Regions from separate parts of the Mus musculus genome. Here region 2 is linked to region 1. Evidence: chromatin loops called from intact Hi-C (ENCODE). Cell type or tissue: heart. All regions are shown on one strand. Links, peaks and the distances in the headings refer to the core of each region. The heading gives the core; the rest is flanking DNA. Region 1 holds the start of Rtn4rl2 (reticulon 4 receptor-like 2). Region 2 holds the start of Slc43a3 (solute carrier family 43, member 3).

What was found. A loop is a pair of places that touch in the nucleus more often than their neighbours do. Peaks named below come from ENCODE experiments on the same cell type or tissue, not always from the same donor. Only the 100,000 strongest peaks of a DNase experiment are listed, where the experiment ranks them.
Region 2: it touches region 1 in a loop (6-fold over the local background); 5 of 42 quality-filtered maps call a loop at or near these places.

What each region holds. Positions count from the first base shown.
Region 1 is chr2:84,884,681-84,896,174 of GRCm38, forward strand. It overlaps Rtn4rl2 (reticulon 4 receptor-like 2), which reads right to left and starts at 2,012. Exons shown (of 3, transcript NM_199223.1): 1 at 1,982-2,012. The coding sequence starts at 2,012. In heart, for the core only: CTCF peaks have their summits at 147, 3,220, 4,199 (motif pointing left) and 5,483 (motif pointing left); DNase peaks (open chromatin) are centred at 2,211, 3,011, 4,261, 5,471 and 4 weaker places; H3K4me3 peaks cover 4,177 bases; H3K27ac peaks cover 1,005 bases; H3K27me3 peaks cover 6,709 bases.
Region 2 is chr2:84,934,245-84,945,764 of GRCm38, forward strand. Slc43a3 (solute carrier family 43, member 3) reads left to right here and starts at 2,402. Exons shown (of 13, transcript NM_021398.3): 1 at 2,402-2,605; 2 at 3,279-3,625; 3 at 3,979-4,108; 4 at 6,737-6,783; 5 at 9,998-10,074; 6 at 10,274-10,366. The coding sequence starts at 3,442. In heart, for the core only: CTCF peaks have their summits at 2,495 and 5,105 (motif pointing right); DNase peaks (open chromatin) are centred at 2,387, 3,537, 4,197, 7,228 and 4 weaker places; H3K4me3 peaks cover 3,073 bases; H3K27ac peaks cover 2,726 bases.

The DNA of each region.
Region 1 (11,494 bases), core at 1-8,000:
TCACGGGGTGGGGGTGGGGACAGGACAGGATGGACATAGGCTCTCTCCATAGATTTCCACTCCTAGGTTCCAGGCTCTGGTTACTCTAGAGCACAGCACAATTGAGAGTCAAGAAGAGGTGATCAGTGACCAAAGGCATAGCCAGATCTGGCCACAGGAGGGAGTGGAGAGAGACTACAACATGATATTGATCCCCGGAAGGCTAAGGTACCCAGAGCCAAAAGGATCCATTCACCAAGGGATCATGGTCAAAGCCCAAGGGCTGCCAGACCTTGGAGTACCCAGGATCTGAGATAAAGTTCTCAGCTTGTGCCAGCCGTTAGGCCAGAGGCCCCTGGGAATAAGAAACTTGAGGAGGAAGGGGTGGGGGGCAGTGTCCAAGGCAGGAACCAGGGTGCACCATAATAGGGCAGAGATGTCCCAGTAAAAGTAGACAGGCCTCTAGTTGTAGAAAGAAGGTGCTGGGTCCTAAATACAAGCACCATCTGCACACCTCAAACGCTGCCTCAGAGAAGAGCCAGGGGCCTGCCAGGCAGATGCTGAGGGGGCAGAGGGTGAGGAGGTGGGGGGCCTTGGGAGTGGCAGGGGGGCGATGGCATACCAGTGACGCAGGGGCCTGAGGAGGCACCGATGCAGGTGACTGGAGGCTTTAAAGCTGCTGCAAACAGCTTCTCACTCTGCCAGAATGTAACACCCCAAAATAAGCAGCTACTGTGGGGCGGCAGGATCCGACGTCGGGGCTTGGAGATATAAATGGCAGCGCTGAGGCAGCCCAGGTACCCACCCCAAGGAGGCTGCCCCCCACCCCCACACACAAAGTGCTCACGCTCCTTCCCTCAGCTCTAACCCAGACCCCGAGCTCAGGGTCCTTTGGACTAGCCCAGCAGCTACTCCTGAGAGAAGGGCTATACCAGGCAGGCGCTTTGGAATGGAGAGCTTCCCACGTGGAAGTGGTTACCAGAGCCTCTTTGTCTACTCCCTGGGCACCATCGCTTCTCTTCCATCTCCTTCTCTGGCTTCTGTTGACATCCTAATCCGTCTCAAATCACTCTACCGCGTAGGGATCCCGGCCCCCACCCCTGGTGACCATTTTCCTGGTGTCTGAGTCTTACATCTATCCTTCCTCACTAGCTTCCGCTGGTTTCTAGTCCTCCCATCCCCTTTCCATTCCAATCTCCTAGAGCCCCAGTCCTCACCCTTCCGGTTATCTCCCCCCCCCCCCCCGCTCCCCTCTAGCTTTTTATGCCCCTGTACACCTCTCTCCTGAACTGGTCACCCTCTCCTCCCTCTTCCTTGGTCTTCCCCTGGACCCCAGTTTCTGGTCGTCTAACCTTTATGCCTCCTCCTACCCCTCCTTTATCCCGCCCCCCACCTCCTCTTTCTCACCCCCACCTCCCTAGACACTTTTCTCATCCTGACTCCCCTCCTCCCTCCGACCCCTACCCTCCCCGCCCCCAGTCTCCAGCCCACACCCTTGGCTGTCACTCAGTGCTCGGAACTAGCCTCCTTTTAGCCCCTCCATCTATGCGACTAGGCAGGGCCATTGGGGAATCTCTCTCTACCCCCTTCATTCCCAGGCAGACCCCTACCCACATGGCTTGTCTTCCCAGGTGACTGGAAAGTGCTGAGACACCGGGCACGAGGAGTTGCTGAGTCGGCGCTTCCCCAGCCGGCCCGAGTCCTCAGCGTCCCCCCGGAGCAGGTGGAGCCGGGACAACAGAACCTGAGCCTCTTTCTCCTCCTCCCAGCCAGCTCGGTCTGCCCTCCGCGTCCCCCCTTGGTCACGAGCTCCCCGCACATTCCCGCAGGCTCCAAGCCCAGTGCCCTCCTGCGGCTGGCAGCTCTGGGGGCGGAGGCGCCGCTCCCGCGCTAAGCGGTTTTTTGCTCCCTACCCACCCCACCCCCTTCACTGCCCCACCCTCGTGCCCAAGGAGAGGGGCGCCTCTCTCTCTAGTGTCCTCCCGCCGGCCGGTGTCCCTACCTTGCAGCAGGCGCCGGAGCCCGGGCAGCATCTTGTCTCGACGATCGGGGGAGGGGGCGGCGGGGGGGAGGGCACTCCCACTCGCTCCCTTATCCCGCCGGACAGACGGCGGGGACTCCGCGGGGCTCCGTAAGGACCCGGGGAGTCCCGGGCTACGTAGCGGGGCTGCGGAGTTCTACCCTGCGCCCCCCGGACTCCGTGCCTCGGAAGGAGCCATCGGCCCCGACGGGACGGGGCGGGGCACGACGGGATGGAAAGGGCTGGGTTGACCCTGGACACCCGGTGTCCGCGCCCCTTCAGCAGCGCGGCCCCGCAGGGAGTCGGTTAGTCGGTCGGTCCGTGCGCCCCGGCTGCTCGCCGAGGGAGAGTGGGGACAGCGAAGAAGCGCTCCCCCCCCCCCCCCATTCCCGCACTCGCTGGCTCCTCCCTCGCTTCCCGGCCTGCCGGTTTAACCCTTTGCTGGCTACTAGGAGGAGGGAGTAGTTCTCCATCTAGACCACTCAGTCTCCGGCCCCCTCCCAACCTTGGGAGATCGGGAAGGCTGTGTTCCCGTAGCCTCTGCGGCGCCATGCCTTTAGAGAAATCCCTTCTTGGTGTGTGTGTGTGTGTGTGTGTGTGTGTGTGTGTGTGTGTGTGTGCGCGCGCGCGCGCGCATGCAGTAGTGTTAAGTCCCCTCCCCACCCCCACCCCCTGACTTGTTCAGGGTGAGGATTTCCCAACTTTCCCAGAAGATATGCAGTTTCAGAGCAGTTTCCCACTCAGCGCCCCTCCTCCTGCCCTGCCCTTCGCGATCGTTTGCGTCCCTTAAAGACTGCAAAATGTCACGTTTTCTTTTCTTCCTAGACCCTCAGGGCGGTTTGCATAGCTATAGGACCAGTGTGTCTAGGAGTTCGTGTGAGCAAGTGTATGTGCGCGTGCTCGCGCGCGCAGACGCTTGGGCAGGTGTAGCTGAGTGCTGGCCTTTTATTCCTGTCGGGAACCAGGACCAGGGCGGGAGTACTAGTGTGTGCTCGCTGGTTTCTGCTCTGGTTGAGCCACGCGAGGGCTGTGTGAAATTCTGCGCGCTCGAGTTCGGGATGGGAGGAGAAGGGAATAAATGTTCAGGTGTGTTGTATGTACCTTAAAGCTTTTTACAAATGGGTGTAAGTTTGAGCGTGCGTGCGAATTGTGTGCGTGTGTGAACGCGCGCGCGTGCGCGCGTGTATTTACGTGATATGTCCCAAAGGGTATGATTTCTTATCTCTCGCCAGAGGGCAGAAGAGGATCCAAAAGTGGTAGCAGACTGCTGGTTCACAAAAACTTCTAACCCTCTTCTTACCAAGGGGCGGATAGGGGCCTCATAGGGTCCCTAGACGCCTCTATCCTGGCGGAGTCAGCCAATCCCTGACCTCAGCGCCTTATTTTAAAAGCCTCAACGCCTTTCGCCCTAGTCTTGGTCAGTCCAAGGTGCCTAGTACACGGTTTTTGATAACCCCCGTATGAAGGGAGCCGCTTGGGGAACTGTCGCCAAGCGGCGCACGCGGGGTTGGGATTGCTGCAGTGGTGCCTACGGCGGCGGTGCCAGGGCCATCTGGATGCAGTCGGACCCTGCCTGCGAGTGGAGCGGAGGAACCCTTAGTCCAGGCACGGGCTCCTCTTCATACCTGTGCCTGGGTCCAACGCTGTGCACGGCATACAGTCGGCGCTTTATATATGCTAGTCTCATTCTTCTCATTCACTCCACGCACCTTTTATAATCTGCCATTCTTCTCTCGTACTCATTCGATTTCTCTCATTTTCTCCCCCAACTCTTATTCATATTTTATGATCCCCATCTTTAATCTCTATTCTCTTGTGCGCCGCCTTTTAGTTTCTGTCCTTTCCTCCCCAAAGATGAGATGAGTATATCTTCTGTCTTCATTGGTTCTCTTTCTCTCTGTCTCTGTGTATGTGTGTGTGTGTGTGTGTGTGTGTGTGTGTGTGTGTGAGAGAGAGAGAGAGAGAGAGGGGGGGGGGGAGAGAGAGAGAGAGAGAGAGAGAGAGAGAGAGAGAGAGAGAGAGAGAGTCCCAGCCTCCTCTTGGCCTCTCCAAGTCCGCATGTGTTTCCTCGCCTCTTTGTCTCTACTCCCTTCCTCCCTTTCATCTTGTTTCTTGGCTGGGCTGCGATGTTGGTGGTGGTAGCTGCTCTCAGACTCTTGCACCTCATTCTGGAGTGCCCCCTGGTGGTTCTATCTTACGTTGCTTCCGGGGCTCGCAGCTTGGCAGTCCCTGAATTTTCTCTCCTGCTTTTCTCTTTTTCCAGGTCAGATAGAAACAGAAAGGGGCATATTTGGGTCTCCTCTCTCTGGAATAGAGCCTTGATTTTCCTTGGGTCCTACCCTGTGCAGGGCCCGCTCCTGGAGCGTGCGCGAGGGTGTGGGGGGGTGTTTAGTGCTGGAGGGGGCGGCGGGGAGGGAGTGTTGGGGGTAGCAGGGTGGGATTTGGCGTCCTTCCCCGGAATGAGCCGCGGCACAATCTGTCGCTGGATTTGTTTGCCGAGCTGCCTCCGGAGCGCAATGGGGCTGGCTCCCGGGGAGCGAAATATCACAAGATGCGGAGACAGACGCTGAGGGGCGGGTGGGCGGCGGGCTGACTCAGGTGTGCTTCATCGACTCCCTGGGCCTCAGCTCTTCTGAGAGGGGTGGGAGGGGACACTGGCCCCCAGCACAGGCAGACAACCAAAGCTTGGAGGGGAACCCCATCCTGGGATGAGCTGTGTGGGGAAGAGGGTCCTCAGCTCCAGGCCTCTCCATCAGCCCAAGTTGGGATTCCCTAGACAGCCACAAGCTCTCTAAGCCACCGCCTTGTACAGGTGTTCGGGTTTCCCATGGTTATCTGTTGACTCACCACTCGCTCCTCTAGACTGCCAGCGTTTTGAGGGCAGGAAATGCTTCTCATACAGTGTGTCCAACAGGTGCTGAGCAAGGCTGTTGGACCGCTGGCTGGTGGGTGGGCGGATGGCTAGTAGCGGTTTCCCAGAATCCTGCTGTGCGTTTGGATTTCCCTGTGGGCTATTCCCACCTCTTGCTTCTCCAGACATTTACTCTTGGGGGCCCCTCTCCTTGCACTCTGACAACTCTCTCTGGATTTGAGCACCAGCTTTCTCTAAGTACCCCGGCCCATTCACTCTCTTCCTTACACTCCCTTTACTCATTTGTACATAGAGAAAGTAGCATTCATCAGGTTACATAGTCTCCAGCTCCCAAGGCAAGCTGGCCTCATTGCTGTTTCGAGGTCTTTTTTTTTTTTTTTTTTTTTTGATACGGGCTGACCCATTAGAGGCAGACCTCGTGATGGGTATTTTCGTTTGTTTGATTGTTTGTTTGTTTTGTTTTTGTTTTTGTTTTTTGGCAGCGAAATGTTTGGAGATCCCAAGAGGTATACTGATGGCTCAGTGTAACCGGGGAAGGTGGCCTGGTCATGTAGACAGATCTCTGCTTAGACAGTTGGCCGGGCTCTGGGTACTCTTGGCCACAGACATGGCTCGCCCTCTGGTGGCTATATGCGGAGCTGCAGTCCTAGTGGAAGCCAAAGATCTCTAGAAAGGGGTTGATGAATATAGACTATTCCCCTCCCCGCACTCCCCCCCCCCCCCCATCAAGCCAGTTTCTGGGAAAAAGAAGGCTAGAAGGAGGTGGCATATTAGCCAGATTATCACAATATGTCCTCCATGAGTATTCTCATTGTGTCACTGGGACCCCTAATCTTTCTGGTGGTGCCATTTAGTGAGTTAACAGAGCCTCCCCCACCCCCTCCTAAATACCTCCTGTTTGGCACCTTCAACATTAGAACACTGTTTAGTAAATGCATATTTTGAGATTGCTCAGTGGTCACAAACACAGAGGCTCTGTCTAGTGCATGCCTTGCTGCACAATTCACTAGTTAAACAGATGACCTTCACCAAGGGGCTGAGCGCTCTCTAAGCCTCCAGGCTCCTCAGGTAGAAAACGAGAGAGGAAAAATTCTGGTTCCCAGATCATAGAGTTGTTTGAGGATTAAATGAGATAAAGCATGAAAAAAAATCTAACAGAGTCTCTGACCCCCTGCTCAAGAATGCTAAATAGTGTCGCTACCTGTGCTTGTAGCCTAGAACGACCTGGAGACCAGACTCTGCAGTTTGTGGGTAAAAAGGAGAGTTAGAACCTAAGTTCATCAGGGGTAAAGGGTCGTGCTGGGTTGTGAGTCCTTAGTCATGATGGCCTCCCCATGGAGCTGAACTTGACATTGCTAGCATCTCTTAGCACATGCCAAGGTTGTTCACCGTGATGGCAGGATTCCCAAACTCAACCAGAAGTTCAGCCTCAATCCTTCCTGTGAGTGTAACCTGGGATGGCCTCTCAGGGCTTCAGTTTCCCCACTGTTGAAGGGAACATCGCGGATTTGGAGTTCCTGAGAGCCTGGCTTTCTGGCCTTCCTTCTGGGATGGAAGCTACTTAACCTGGGGTCTATCAGTCAGGGTCCACATTGCTCTTACTGTCCCAGCTCTGGGCAGTGGGTGGTGTATGGGCTCGGTAGATGATCAGGATTTATATGTAGGGATTCTGTGGAACTTCATTTTAGGGTTCTTAGCTTTCTCTCTATCCACCACTCAGAGCTAGTGGATGTTCCCCTGCATTACTCGGAACTGGTCCATTACCACACACACTGCATCATCTTCAAGATGCACCCGCAGCTGGAGGATCATGACCTGCTCTGCTAGTCTTGTGGGGGAGAGGACACCAAAACAGACCTTTCTAAATCGAGGAAGAAAAAACAAACAAACAAACAAACAAACAAACAAACAATATTAGTTTAAAGGTCATGTTTGGGACCTGGAGAGGTGAATTGGAGGTTAAGAACATTTGTTCTGGCAGAGGACCAGGGTTGGGTTTCCAGCATCCACACGGTGGCTAACAAATATCTGTAACTCTAGTTCCAGAAGATTCAATTCATGTTACTTATGGCACTTACTGTGTGTCATTACTTATTTCAGGCCACCAACTTCTGTGCACTAGATGGCTTAGAGAAACTCTATGAGGGAGGTTTTGTTTGTAGTCCGTTTAGCAGATGAAACACAAACTGGAGCCAGAAGAGTCTTGCCTTGAGCTCCATACTTGCCAGTCTGTCTCCAGGCAATATCCATCCACGAGATAAGACTTACCTAAGGCCTCTTAGAGCCTGTATGCTCACTGTGGTGCTAGGGACTACAGAGGTTTTTTGTTTTTGTTTTTTTTTTTTTTATCAAGGCCCAACTCTCCTTTGAGGATACTCATGAGCCTTTTCTCCAACCCACCTTTCTGTTCCCATAACAGAAGCTTGGCTCGGGGGAGGGGGGTGCATTAGAGAGAATGTTCACAGACCATAGATCTGCAGATCTGGGTGTTTGTGTGTTTGTCCTTGAGGACTCTTGTTAGGGCTAAAATTATAGTTTGGAAGAGACTAGGACATGGTATATTTCTGTATAGAACCTCGTGGAATCAATCCATTCTAAATTTGAATGCAGATTTCTAGTATCAGATTTCTTTGTAGAATGCAGGAAGGGTGGCCGCGGCTTGGGAAGCAAAGGGTTACTCAGAGGGGCAAGTCTTGCCTGCTTTGACTGCTGTGTGAGGAGAGAACTCCCAGCCTATGTCAATAATATTTCTATTTGCACTTGCACCCCAACTCTGTACATTTTAGGTCCAGCCATGCCAAGAAGTCACATGACTTCATCCAAAAGGATCAGGACTGAGCAACCTCAGTACATACTAATAATCTCTCTTTCTTGAAGCCCCACATAGTGCTGAGCTTCAGTCAAGATTTGGCTTCCTGGAGGCATAGTAATTCAAAAGTTGGGTCCCACTGCCTGGACTGGAGTCCCTTGAAGGATGAAGGGACTCTTGTATCCTTAAGACCATGAACTTGCCGACTTGCCTAGTTCAGAGTTCACATTTTCTCTCATTCCACTTATTTTATGTATGCAGAAGTGAGCCCTGTCAATGTCTCTGATATTTCCATGTCACACATACATTCTGCTGGGGTCTGGGTCATGCTGGTATCTATCAAAGGGTGAAAAATTAAATTGGAGGTGGGGCAGTGCTTAGAAGTCCTGTTTGTGGTGTTTACTAGATGGGTTGCCTTAGAGATTTTTAGTCTGGGGACCACATTAGAGAGCAAACAAAACAAAACAAACAAACAAACACAAAACAAACAAAACCCAATGAGCCAAACATCCGTATTGCTATAACTACACTTCTTTGCATTACCTTTATGAAGACATCACATAAGGGTGGGCGTTTTGGCATGTCTGAGATCCTCTTTGGGAAAGACTTTCTTTAGTTATGTAGTGAGCAGATAGAGCAGAATAATTCTTTCCCTCTGGGTTCCACTGGATTTTCAAGGGAGGGCAAGTTCATGGGAAAGAGGGGGATTGTAGGATAGGGGTGAAGAGAAGAGCCACATGCCTTAGAAGGAGGGACATAAGACCCCTACTGACTGGGGTCTGCAGTCACTGCCTAGTCCAGATCCCTGTTACAATATCCTGCTGACAGATATCTCTGCCTCTCAGTCCATTTTCCTCAATTAAGCTGAGAATTAATCTTCCTAAGGTGTAGTCTTGCTCACGCATCATTCTGCTCAAAAAACCTCAGCGGCCAAATCTGGCTAGCAAAGGATTCCTCTCTGTGGACTCTGAGGCACTCCCTGGAATCTAGCACATGAATCGAAAGACTTCAATAGACAAAGAGGTGAGGGATGTGGCCGGCTGCTTCACCCAGTTGGATAGGAAGAGAGCAAACAGATACTTGGGAAATAGTTCAAACTGTTTGTGATCAAAGAGATGGAAATGAAAGCTGAATCAGGGTAGCATTTCAGACTGATTAAATTAGCAGAATTTAACAGACATCATCATCCTGCGCTGGCAAGGCTGGGTAAAATCTGTGCAAGCGAGTCGTTGGAAGCAGTCTGCAAGCCTGCAAAACAACCAAGTGAATATGCAACAAGAGCCCTGAGAGTATTGTTATCTTTTGACCCACTAAGCCCGCTTCTGGGAATTGGTCTAAAGAACATAATTCAGTAGGTGGAAAAAAGCCCCCAGGCATGCCAGTGGAATCATTCTCTTTCATTTCTCCAAGCAGTGAGATGGTTAAAAAAACCACGGCTGCTCTAGTCAATGCAAGGCTATAAGGCGAAAACCTGGTAATAATCAAGGATATGCAGAAACATGCAAACTGTTTATAACTTGTTTGTTGATAAAGGGCAGGACACAAAATTTGCATGAATGCTGATTGCAGGCATGCAAAATAAGTACTCATTTACAAAGTCAAGTGGAGACTATGCAAAAACGAAAATTGGCAACCGTTGGGAGAGTGATGGGTGATTTTTCTTTTTTGCTTAACTATCTGTTAATAATGTTGAAATTTATTTCCATAACGGAATAGGTTCTATAACAACAAAATCTTATATGGTCAATGAAGTAAAACTCATTAGCTTCCACTCACTGTAATTACAATTGAGACACTTACAGGGCACTTCATACATTCCAAGAAGTGAATGAATGCCTTATGCATGTGACTTCATCTTTGCAGGCATCCTGTGACATAAAAATATCACTCCCATTTTATAAATTAGGAATCTGTGTTCTGGTGTGGCTAGCCTACCTGTCCAGCCAAAGAGCTTTAACTCTAGTCTGTGTGACTCACAGAAATCATGTTGAATTCTAAAACCAGCATCGTATACCAGTGTTTGAGAAACTCCAGACACTAATGTATTGCCACCATGATTTCGAGATAGCTGTGGTTCACACTGAGTGTAACATAAATCACTTAGTTTTAAAATTCCAATCAAATCACTTTCAAAACACTTAAATTCTTTCATTAGCATTTTATTTATAAAGCTATTCATTATTTACTTGCTTGCTTATTTACTTTTATGTCTATGAGTGTTTTGCCTTGGTGCCTAGGTGTTAGATCCACTTGGAACTGAAGTTATAGATGACTGAGAGTCACCGACCGTGTGGGTACTGGGAACTGAAGCTGAGTCCTCTGGAAGAGCAGCAAGTGCTCTTAACTTCCATCCCTCTGGCCTTCCCATCAGATATTCTGGAAATGGAGTTGCAGGCAGTAGTGAGCTGCCTGATGTGGGTCCTGGGAACCAAACTCAGGTCCTTTGGGAGAGCAGTGAGACAGGGCTGAGCCATCTCTCCAGCCCCTCCACCTGATTTTTTTTTGGGGGGGGGGACTGTGGAATCATTTAAGTGGGTTGGCTGTATTTTTGACTGTACAGTTTTTAAAGAATCAATGATCTTGTCTATCTTCCTTTGGATAAAATCTGAATTTGTCTCACAGTGAGTCTCGGTCTCTCTTTCGGGCATCACATTTTCTACACGTCCTTCTCTTTTCCACTTCCAGGTCTTGAATCAGCCCCTGTTTTTCTCCTCAGCCTGAGCTTTCCTAGCCCCTGTTACAAGACACATTCAGAACTGCACCCTCTACCTCAGGGACAACACTTCCCCAGGTCTTGCTCGGGTCAAATCTAGATCAAATCATTCGTAGTGGAAACTTGGCTTCAGATACTTGACTGCTGTAGTACCACTACCTGGGAATTTGCAGTACTCTTGTCTGCTGGATCTTTATAATGATCAGATTTGTTTTTGTTTGCTTGTTTGTTTTTTCAACACAGGGTTTCTTTGTGTAGCCTTGGCTGTCCTGGAACTAGCTCTGTAGCCCAAGCTGGCCTTTAATTCACAGAGATCCACCTACTTTTGCCTTCCCAGAGCTGAGATTAAAGACATGGACCACCCACCACCCAGTTCAGAAATGGTTTTTAAAAGATTTATGCTTTACACCTTAGGAATATGAGACCTGCCATGAGCTAGAGATTTGCTCAAATCAAACAGAACAAGTATTCAAAACCTTGCCAGTGTTCCCAGCACTTGAGAGACAAGGGATCAAAAGTTCAAGGACATCCTGGACTGGGCAGTGAGTTCCAGGGAAGCTGGGAGGATACTCAGGACCTTGTTTAAAAACAAAACAAACAATCATAACAAAACAGAAAGCAAAACCAAATGCCAAAGTTCAAGTAGGGCGTCACTGGTTTCCCAAGAGCCTTCAGCCCACTGCTCTGCACTTGAGTCTTATTCATGATAAGGATCATCTAACAGGCCAGCAGCTCCTTTCTGTGTTGATCTATGAGTTGCTTGCCTCCCCAGAATGTGGAGAACAGAGGCACTCTCATCTATCATGGGTACGGGTGTTAATTGGTACGGCTGCTTTGAAGGTCAGTTTGATAAATGGCTATTAACTTTAAGATGTACATACTCTTTGATCTAGAAATTCACATTTTAGGAAGTGATCCTGCAATTATTCTTGAAGTGTGCACGTGGATATCTGTAGACTGAGAGCAGTGCAGCCTTATCTATAGTTGCTTATTATATAGACAAAGAACCTAGTGTCACCAGTGAGGCATTAGGGACTCAAAGTCTACTCCATATATAAATAACTCAAAACTGTCATTGAATTTAATACAAAAAGGAGAAGG
Region 2 (11,520 bases), core at 1,794-9,793, 51 kb after region 1:
TGGCTCTGTGTTTCCCTTTTGTCTCGTCTTGTATTTTTAGTTCCCCATCGTCACCCTCCCCCCTTTCTAATTTAATTTACTTTTTAATTTCTAAAGAAAGGACATGTTTTCTGCAATGTCTCAATATCTGGTGTTAAGACTGGAGAAGTTAAGAGCAGTTAAGAGCAGAGGTTTGGGAGTTGGCAGTTTGGGCTGTGAGGCATGATCTTGGGGCAAAGTCCTTTCAGGATTCTCCACTAAACTCCCTCTCTGGCCCAGATAACTACAAATTGGAAATCTCACCTAGCCTGCTGAATCCGCTCCAGGTGGACTTCACTTTGAGGACAGCTCCTATAACTAAGGTGCTTTGAACCCGTTTTAGTGGGGCAGCTAGTGGGTCTGTGGTCTCTCCCTCTGCAGTAAGTCACTTGAATAGTCTTTTTTGATACTTTGTTTGGGTGGTGATCGGGACCTCACTTCCTGGTGCTTGCCTTCCCACCATCTCCCTGTAGAAAGAGGGCCGAGCCAGGAAGCTGGGCATCTAATGCAAAAAGGCAGCTCTCTCTCCAAGGAGAACTGTGGTTCAGGCAAGGAAGACATTGGCTCATTTGCTCTGGGCTGGAGAGCAGCACAGCTGGTTAGGCCAGCTATTTCATGCTGATCACAAGCTCCGATGGGCAATTATAAATGTCTTTGATTAATAAAAAATGGGATGGTGAATGAATAGTTAATCAATGCAGTCTGGCAGGAAGGCTCTCTCGGAGCCTGGGCTGGGGGTTTCAGCAGGGGCGGGGGGAACAGTGAAAAGGATCCTTAGAGGGGAAAGGCAAGGCCCCCTCCAGTGATGGTTCCTGATAAGCACCTCTGTCCTGATTCCAGCTTCATGATTTTTATGGTGGGGTTTTCTTGGCAGCTCTGGGGATAAACGTGAGGTGGGGAGCGAGTGATGAGCAAGTGGGAAACAGTTTGTATGGTGCCCACCCGAGGGGGCAAGGTAATGCGGAAACACAATGGCATCCACATGCAGTTGCTTTTGATCCCTATGTCTGGCCCAGCGCCTGGAACTGTGTTAAAACAAGCTTAGTTAGGGCAGCTGAGGCAGGATTACCTAAAGCTTAAAGTCAGTCAAAAGAGAGCAAAAAAGACCCTGTCTGAATCCTAGACAACTGTTGGGATAGGAAAAAAGAAGAGTTTTTTTTTTTTAATTAATTAATTAAATTAATTTTAAACTCCAGATTTTATCCACCCTCCGACTGCCCTCTGAAAGACCCAACCAAGCAGCTGAAAGAGTCAGATGCAGATATTTGCACCCAACCAATTGACAGTTTTTGTTTGTTTGTTTGTTTGTTTTTTGGTTTTTCCAGACAGGGTTTCTCTGTATAGCCTTGGCTGTCCTGGAACTCACTTTGTAGACTAGGCTGGCCTTGAACTCAGAAATCCGACTGCCTCTGCCTCCTGGGTGGGATTAAAGGTGTGTGCCACCACACCCGGCTTTTTTTTTTTTGAAAGAGACTCTTTTATTTTACAAGTTGGCAAATGTCGCTTAAAAGCTTTGTCTGAGGAAATCCCAGTCTCTGGTATATGTAAGTGATGTTTGGAGGAGATAACTTGTTCCCTTGCCTCAGGTTATGCCAGCTATTTTCTTTTTTTTTTTATTATTTATTTTTTTTATTACATATTTTCCTCAATTACATTTCCAATGCTATCCCAAAAGTCCCCCATACCCTCCCCCCACTTCCCTACCCACCCATTCCCATTTTTTTGGCCCTGGCGTTCCCCTGTACTGGGGCATATACAGTTTGCGTGTCCAATGGGCCTCTCTTTCCAGTGATGGCCGACTAGGCCATCTTTTGATACATATGCAGCTAGAGTCAAGAGCTCCGGGTTACTGGTTAGTTCATAATGTTGTTCCACCTATAGGGTTGCAGATCCCTTTAGCTCCTTGGGTACTTTCTCTAGCTCCTCCATTGGGAGCCCTGTGATCCATCCATTAGCTGACTGTGAGCATCCACTTCTGTGTTTGCTAGGCCCCGGCATAGTCTCACAAGAGACAGCTACATCTGGGTCCTTTTGATAAAATCTTGCTAGTGTATGCAATGGTGTCAGCGTTTGGATGCTGATTATGGGTTGGATCCCTGGATATGGCAGTCTCTACATGGTCCATCCTTTCATCTCAGCTCCAAACTTTGTCTCTGTAACTCCTTCCATGGGTGTTTTGTTCCCACTTCTAAGGAGGGGCATAGTGTCCACACTTCAGTCTTCATTCTTCTTGAGTTTCATGTGTTTAGCAAATTGCAAAGAAGGAAGTGGTGGAGACAGGGGAGGGTCCCAAGCTCTTACTGGAGGAGACAAGCAGGAGGCGGCCAACCTGAGGCAGAGGACTAGGAGGGGCCATGAGAGCGGGAAACCGGCCCATCGCGGGTAGGACTGGAAGGATACTGGCCGGGTCTGGCCGAGCTGGGCTGGGTCTGGCTGAGCAGAGCAGAGCCGAGCCGGGCAAAGCTCGACAGGGAGGCTCTGGGCGGAGGGTAGTGGAAGGCGGTAGCCTGGTGGCGGCGAGGCTGCGGCGACAGAGATCCGGGAGAGAGTTGCTGCCGGCTGGAGCGCGACCTCTTGCCTGGTGGAAGTTAGTGACTGTCGGTAGAGGCAGCGGGAGGGTGGGTGGGGGTGGGGGATGGGAATTGTGGTCCGAGACAAGGCTCTTGTTGGGATATTTTTCATAGTGACCAAGTAGCCGTGAGACCTTGGGGCAAGTTCAGAAAACCTTCGGAAGTTTTTGTTTTTGCCGCACTGAAGAGTTCCCGCTGTAGACCGAACATTTATTTGTCAGGCCTTCGAATGGCTCAGGGTGGCTGCTCCTCTGGTGGACTGTATTCAGGCTTTCAAGTCGGGGGTTCTGGGGGGGTGGGAGGGGAGCTCCTACCTCTGCTTGTGATGTCCCCAAACATTAGGCAGGATGTGTGTGTGTGTGTGTGTTTTTTTTCCTATGTGGCATGTGTTGCCATTGAGACCTGCCTTATCTTCTTACCCATGGGTAGTTTCGCGGGTTCTGTGAATGAAAGGATGTATGGACGGTATTTTGGCGGGGGGTGGGTGTTGGGGGTGCGTGGGCGTTGTTTTTGTTTTTCCATGTTTGGGAATGAATTCTAGATAACATTCTATGGCTCAACCGCATTCGCTGGTCATGTATGAAAGTTTTTATTTTCCAAATCCTCACGGCCTTTCTCCTGAGGACCCCTTTCCCTCGGTGTCTTTTTCCCAAGCTTCCTGTACCAGGCTACTTCTGCCTCATTTTCCAGGCTCCATGGTTATTCCATGGCGTTTCTTGCTCAACCCAGAGACAGCTGGAACAAGAGGGCTCATTGAAGTCGAGAGCTTGCCAAAGGAATTTCCCACACATCACTACCAGTGGTCCTCTCTGAAGCTCAGGACAGGATTTGTGGACTCACTTCACCTCAGACCATGGCAAGCAAGGGCTTGCCCCTTTACTTGGCCACCTTGTTGACTGGACTCTTGGAATGCATCGGTTTTGCTGGTGTCCTCTTTGGCTGGACTTCACTGTTGTTTGTGTTCAAAGCAGAAAACTACTTTTCAGAGCCCTGTGAACAGGACTGCTTGCTCCAGAGCAATGTAACAGGGCCTTCTGGTAAGGACAAAGATGGCTTTTTCATAGGAAGCTGTGCTTGGTTCCTGGGAGTTGGGAAAGAATAGGAAGGTCTCTGTGCTTTACCCACCCTGCCAGCCTTTCCATGGGGGGGGGGGACTGTCAGCCCCCTCTCACCCCTTATGTGGAGGCTATCAAATGGGGAAGGAAGCACCTGGTTTTAGAGGGGGACCTTTAGAGACCAATATATTTTAATGCACCTTGGTAGCTTTCTGGTCAGCAAAGTTGTTCAAGGTAGAGGGGAGTCTGGTCTGGGCACTGACCTGGCAGGAAGGTTGGGGTGCGTCAGATTCTGTCTCACATAATCAGGGTTCCTAAGAGCTTTTCTCTCCCAGATTTAAAAGCGCAGGATGAGAAGTTCTCACTCATCTTTACCCTGGCATCCTTCATGAATAACTTCATGACCTTTCCCACTGGCTACATCTTTGACCGCTTCAAGACTACTGTGGCCCGCCTGATAGCCATGTAAGCCTGGGCAGAAGCAAGGGAGAGGGAGTGGTGTGTGGGAGACCAGATAGTGGTGAGGCAGCAGTCTGGCTTAGAGGCAAACCCTGCCCCAGCAGCAGGGTCACCGTCCTTAGCACCACCCTCTTCCTACTGCTGGCTTCCTTTCCCTTTGCACCTTCCCCTGTAGTGTCCTATCCTGTTATATGCTCAACTTCCTGAGAGGCCAGGGTTTCAAAATTAACAATGTATAGTCGATACCATCTGCTTTCCTTGTTCCTTGAATCCCCAGTCTCTTTTCTGGCAGGGCCTCACATCTAGGTGGCTCAGGCTTTGCCTTCATTCTCTGCTGCTTATCATTTTCTGAGTTGTCCCACCCAATGGTGAAATTTCAGGTGCCCTCTAATTAGTCAGGAGCCTCTTACACTGGGAGTTTCCCCTGCAAATGAGTCAGAGACCTCGTGCTCTTTTACAGGGTTCTGTTGCCTCCTGATTACAGTAGTGTCCATGGCTAGGTTCATTGATAAGCAGGTCTGCTAAGTCCCAATACAGCCCATGTAGGAGCAGATATGTGGTGAGGCAAAGAAAGAGAAAAGGAAAGTAGAGAGTAAAGCAAATTCCTTACACTTAAGCTTTGGGGAGAATAAGTCCTTACACAGAAACTCGAATTTTGTTTCCTGTAGTTTCTTCTCTGCCACGTGTCTTTTGAACTTCTGCTTTCTTTCTTTTTTTCTTTTCTTTCTTTCTTTCTATTTGTTTTTTTGTTTTTTTGAGACAGGGTTTCTCTGTATAGCCCTGGCTGTCCTGGAACTCACTTTTAGACCAGAACTCAGAAATCTGCCTGCCTCTGCCTCCTGAGTTCTGGGATTAACTTCGGCTTTCTTCTTCCTCCTCCTCCTCCTCCTCCTCCTCCTCCTCTTCCTCCTCCTTCTTCTTCTTCTTCTTTTTAGATTTATTTATTTATTATATGTGAGTACAATGTAGTTGTCTTCAGACACACCAGAAGAGGGCGTTAGATCCCATTGCAGATGGTTGTGAGCCACCATGTGGTTGCTGGGATTTGAACTCAGGATCTCTGGAAGAGCAGTCAGCGCTCTTATCCGCTGAGCCCCTGAACTTCTGCTTTCTATTTGTTATCTATCTTTACAAAGTCCTCCACCACTAAGGGGGCCCAAGAACAAGAACTTTGGCATTTATGCTAGAATCACTTGAACTTTTTTGAACTTTTTTTTTTTCCTGCTGGGGATTGAACCCAGGGATTCATGAAAGGCAGGCAAGTGTCTACTTCTGTGTTGGTGACTTTCTTGTTACTGTGATTGATATGTATATATGTATAAAACCAAAGCAACTTAGAAAAGGAAACATTAAATTGAGCTTATGGTTCCAGAGTCTATGACGGTGTAGGGAAGGCTTGGCCTTAAGGCTGCCGGAACAGCAGTAAGAACTCCCATCTGGTCCACAACCAGGAAGCTGAGAGTACACTGGGGGTGGCATCACACAGCCAGCCACCTCCTCAAACAAGGCCATGCCTCATAGTCCTCTCCACCAACTGGAACCAAGTATAGAAATGTATGAGCCTGTTGGGGGCATAGTCATTCCAACCACCACAACTTCTAAGCCACACCCCGAGCTGTGAACGCCATGACTTTGAATTTGGAATCAAGATCATTCTGATCCAGGCGTGTCCAACCCTTCTGACATTGTGACACCGAGTTGTCACCTGAACTCTTCAACAATCATGCAGTCCAGTTACACACACACACACACACACACACACACACACACACACATCTCGATAACTTTTTTTTTTTAACTAGGTTTATGATTCTCTTAGTTCGACTTCATAACTATCCTTGGTTGCATGTTGACTAACCCTTTCCTTTTCCAGGAAAGGCTACTGAGGCCCAGAGGAAGGCAGTACCTTGTCTAAAGTCACATGTGGAGATGAAATTAGAATTTAAGGTTTTGATTTGCAGGCCAGGCACCAGCCCCCTTTCCCAAGGGGTTGGCCTCAGGACAAGAGGCCCTGTGCCTTGCCTACTGTAGTCCTGAGTCATTTACACATCAGTTGCGCTCATTATCCAAGATTTCCCAGTTTAGCCGTAGATACTGGACTCTGGACTAGTTACTTTCTTGTTACTGGGATAAAATACAGCAACAAAAGTGACTCGAGGAGGGAAGCCTTCTCATGGCTCCAGGCTCTGGTCCATCATGGTAGGATACCCCAGCAGCAGGAGCTTGAGGGAAGCTATTCACATTCCATCTGAAGTCACACAGAGGATGGGGGAGCTGAGTTCAGTTTCCCTGTTTTATACAGTCCAGAATCCTCTGCCATCCACATAGTTCCACTCCGGTCCAGATAGGTCTCAACAGTATCAGTTAATGTAATCAGCCCATTGCCCAGGTGATTCTAGGCTCTCATTGAGTTACTGCTGAGATCTACTATCACATGTATTAGCTATGGGGTCAGGATTACCTCTCAGTCTATCGGGCCTTCTCTGATTCTGACCTCTCAGAAGTGCCTGTTCCCCTGGAGTTCCCTGGCTGTGTACAGTGCTGTCAACTTCTAGCTAGTGTTGGATGTCAGCTGAGCCGACTCCTGCTTGGTCCTCACATTTCTTCTTTTAACTGGATGCTTCTGTATTTCAGATTTTTCTACACCTGCGCCACGATCATCATTGCCTTCACCTCTGCAAGTGAGGATGGACAGCTGGGAGGGAGGGACAACTGGGGTGTGGATGGCTGGGCCAGGTACAGAAGGCAAAGGGCCCATGATATTTTCATAGACCCACATTGTCTGTGGAAAATTTATCCTACTGAAGAGAGAATTATAGCTATACAGTATTAAAATGTTCTCCTGTGGGGTTTTTGGGTAACATGTGTGATAATTTTGAAAATCATCTTCACTTAGCAGAATCAAAATCAACAACCCTGGTACATGCAAAAAATTGCGCCCAGTGATTCCTATAAAAGTCTGTGCATTCCAGGCTTGCCTGGTTTCCTTTCCTTTGTATGGGGGGGAGAAAAATCGAGATAAGATGAGGGTGAGCAGGGACTAGTTTAATGGCTCCTAGGGCCCTGGATAAATATGTGGGAAGTGGACCTAGAAGCAGGAGGTTAGATTGGCCAAGAGATAACTCGCAACATTCTTCCCCAGGGGCAGATTAGGTGGCTTCATTTTGAGGGTTGAGAAATGAAAAATAGTGAGATCTGTTGTGTAACAGCTGTAACAGAACCAGTTGATGTCATGAGGGAGTTTCTGCTTGTGTTCAGCCAACCCAGGGGCTTGGTGTTTTGGTCTAAACAAATCTCATGAAGTCACATTTGTAAGAATTGAGCAATAAGCTAAGCCTATTTATTTATTATTTAATTAATTTATTAATTTATATCATTACTTATGTGTGTACTTACATTTGTGAGTTTTGAGCAAGAATCCCGTTACTTATTTATATTGACATGTGCTCTCACTTGAGTGTGCATATAGAGGGTGTGGCTTGCTTGCTTACATCTAAGTAGAAGCCAGAAGTCTAACCTTAGCCCCCTCAGGTGTCCTGTGTTTTTGAAGCAGCATCTCTTGCTTTGTGTCTAACTCACTCGCTTTGTGCTGGTTAGGCTATACTGCTGGCCACAGAGCCTCATGCTTGCTGGAACATTCTTTACTGATTAAGCCAACACCCGGGCTGTCTTAGTCAATGTTGCATTGAGACACATGACCAAGGCAACTCTTATAAAAGAAAGCATTTGATTGGGGCTGGCTTAAAGTTCCAGAGGATTAGTCAATTGTCAGCATGGTGGGAAGAGCGTTGGCCCACTGGGAGACATAGTGCCGGAGAGGTAGCTGAGAGTTCTCCAACTGGATCTGCATTCAGTAGGAAGGAGAGAGAGAGAGACATGGGTCTGGCTTAGGCTTCTGAAATTCGGAAGCCCACGTCTAAGTGACACACTTCCTCCAACAAGGTTACACCTCCTAGTCCCTGTCAAGTACTCCACTCCCTAAAGACCAAGTATTCAAATATATGGACCTACGAAGGCCATTCCTATTCACATTGCCACACTAGCCGAGCAAAAGTCTTTCTTCCTCCTTAAAACAGGACTTTTGTTTTGGGGAAAGTATTGATGCTAGGATGATTTTACTGTGAAACTGATATCCAATCTTTAGCTCATTAGGAGAGATGTACATTTGTAAACAACAGAAAATGAATGGCAAATAGCATGACTCATCTCTAAAATCATCTCTTTCCAGAGCTTCTCTAGGCATTGAACAGTAGTTTCTTAAGAGGAGGTGAAGAGGTTGCCAAGATATCTCTTAGTGGGTAATGATACTTGCCACCAAGTCTGATGACCTGAATTTGAGTCCCAGAACCCAGAAGGAGAGACCAAACACCTACAAGTTGTCCTTTGGCTTTCACATATACAACACTGTGCACACACACACACACACACACACACACACACACACGCACGCACGCACATACATTGCTACACACACACACATAATACACATACATTACCACACACATACATACCACACACCCACACATACATAACTCATACACACATACATAACATATACAAACACACAAATAAAATGTGAGAAAAATAGAGGATGCTAGAACAGACCTAATACACCAATAAGCATTGGATTATCTCATGCAAAAAATTGTTCCTTTAAAAAAAGATTTATCTATTTATTTATTTACTTATTTATTTATTTTATGTATATGAGTACACTGTAGCTGTACAGTTGTGAGCCTTCATGTGGTTGTTGGGAATTGAATTTTTAGGACCTCTGCTTGCTCTGGTCAACCCCGCTCACTCCAGTCGGCCCAGCTTGCTCTGGTCAACTCTTGCTCAGTCTCTGCTCGCTCCAGCCCAAAGATTTATTTATTTTTATACATAAGTACATGGTAGCTGTCTTCAGACACATCAGGAGAGGGTGTCCGGTCTCATTACGGATGGTTGTGAGCCACCATGTGGTTGCTGGGATTTGAACTCAGGACCTTCGGAAGAGCAGTCAGTGCTGTTACTTGCTGAGCCATCTCGCCAGGTCAAAATTGCTCCCTTTTAAGACTAATTTTTCAGTGATTTGTAGTCATTTAGAGATTATGCAACACTTAGGAGGCCTGCTGCTTGCATGCCAGTTTCGCTTGCTTGTTTGATTTTGTTGTTTTGTTTAGAACCAGGAATATCCTTACTCCTGCAGCATTTCTTATGCCAAGCACCATACCACAGGGCAGGGCTCAAATTTTCACAACCAAAGGGAAGGATCCCAGGCATTTCTCTCTCGGTTGTCACAGTGCTTCAGTGGAGCAGGATAGAGTCTCTCATTTCTGTTCATAGTGTGAGGAGAGCGAGGCGAATTTGGAAGGTAGCTCACACTCATGGTGAAGCAGTGACTTTGAGACTGGACTTGAATGCTGACTCCAGAGTCCTCTTCTCCCACAGTGGTGGAGCAGGCACTTTTTTTTTTTTTTTTTGGTTTTTCGAGACAGGGTTTCTCTGTATAGCCCTGGCTGTCCTGGAACTCACTTTGTAGACCAGTCTGGCCTCGAACTCAGAAATCCGCCTGCCTCTGCCTCCCAAGGGCTGGGATTAAAGGCGTGTGCCACCACGCCCGGCTGGAGCAGGCACTTATTATGGTCTACTGCAGACCCATAGCTGCCTTTGGAAAGGAGAAGGGGGTCTCAGGACACTTGAGAAGGAGTGACTGGAGAGTCTCTTGACCACTCCCTCAGGCCCTCAAAGGACACCAGCAAGCTGGTGAAGTGAGCTGCCAGTGCTACTGTGTTGTTGGAAGTTGGAAGCTGATGGGAGCCGCAGCCTTCTGGAGGAGAGGGGAGAAAGTACAGCTTCTTGGGTTGTGGGTTCCAATGAAATTACTACTCACTCCTGTGACTTTTATGGTTCTAGACACTGCCATGCTGCTCTTCCTAGCCATGCCCATGCTCGCAGTGGGAGGAATCCTGTTCCTTATCACCAACCTACAGGTGTGAGCTGTGTCCCCTTCCTTGATCCCAGGCAGCTGAGGGAGGTGCAGACATCATTTGTTTCCAGAGGGGTTGACCCAAACTAGAGTGGAAGGATTTGGGGTGCGAGAGGGTGGAGGTATTAATCACGCCTGGGTACTGAGGAGGGTAAAGATGTGTTTCATGAATAAGTCAGCTAAGTTTGTCTTGTCTTCTCCAGATTGGGAACCTCTTTGGGAAACACCGTTCAACCATCATCACCCTCTACAATGGAGCATTTGACTCCTCCTCAGCAGTGTTCCTCGTCATTAAGGTAGGAATACCAGAAGCTGGGCCTGAGGGGATAACCTAGTCCGTAAAGTGCCTACTGTGCGAGCACGACTACCTGAGTTAGATTCCCAGAATCCTTGTGAAAAGGCTGAGTGTCCTGGTGTGCGCTTGTAATCCCACTTTGGAGTGTTACAAACAGGCAAATCTCAAGGCCACTGTGAGACTCTGTCTCCTGATGAATGATTCTCACTACTGTCCTCCGGCCTCCAGACACTTTCACACACACAATACTAACTTAACATTTATTGAACACTTGAGCCTTTATTAATTCCAGTTGCTTGTCCTGTGAGCCCTGCATGACTTCTGCCAGCCCTGGAGGTAGGCACGTTCCTCCTCAGGTGACACACTTAGAGTATTATGGAGATCATGATCCCTGTCGGAGGTTCTGCAGTGGCAACTATGGCATTTGAACCTGCACTTAGGCCTGTTTGTCTCTAGAGATGTGCTTGGGACCACTAAACCCCTTCTTTACACTAAGCCTATATATAATCTTTGCTCAGTGAAGAAGGAAGATGTAATCATGATATACTTGGGTCAGGGATGGACAGAAACTGGGAACTCTGTAAAAAGTAACATTTGCTGATGTGTGCTTCCACCTTGGAAAAGTGGGTAGGAAAGGGTAGTGAAGGCCTTAGAGACTACACAGGGGCCTTTCTATCTCTCTAGGGCTGGTGTGAGTATCAGGAGAACAAACTGTTGGCAAGCATATTAGAAGCCCATTAACAACCAGTCTGCTAATGGTTTTGTTTTTTATTAAATTAATTAATTGTTATTATCATTTAAGAAAAGACCTCTTAAGCTGGCCCGAGACTCACCATGGAGTCCGATTTGTTCTTAAACTCACGATCATTCGTCCTTAGCCTTCTAAGTGCTGGGATTATAGATGTGTGTCACGACACCTAGATTCAATTAATTTTTTTTTTTTTTGAGACAGCATCTGACTGTGTAGGACAGGCCAGACTGAATCTTATAGCCTAGGCTAGCCTTAAACTCTCAATCCGTTTGCCTTAGGCTCTCTAGTGCTATGGTTATAGGCAGGAATCACCATGCCTGGCTTTGTTAATGATTTTAGTGTTTAAGTCATTGCTAACAGTTTTATTTGGCTAGTGTCTTGCCTAACCCTTGGTATGATTTCTG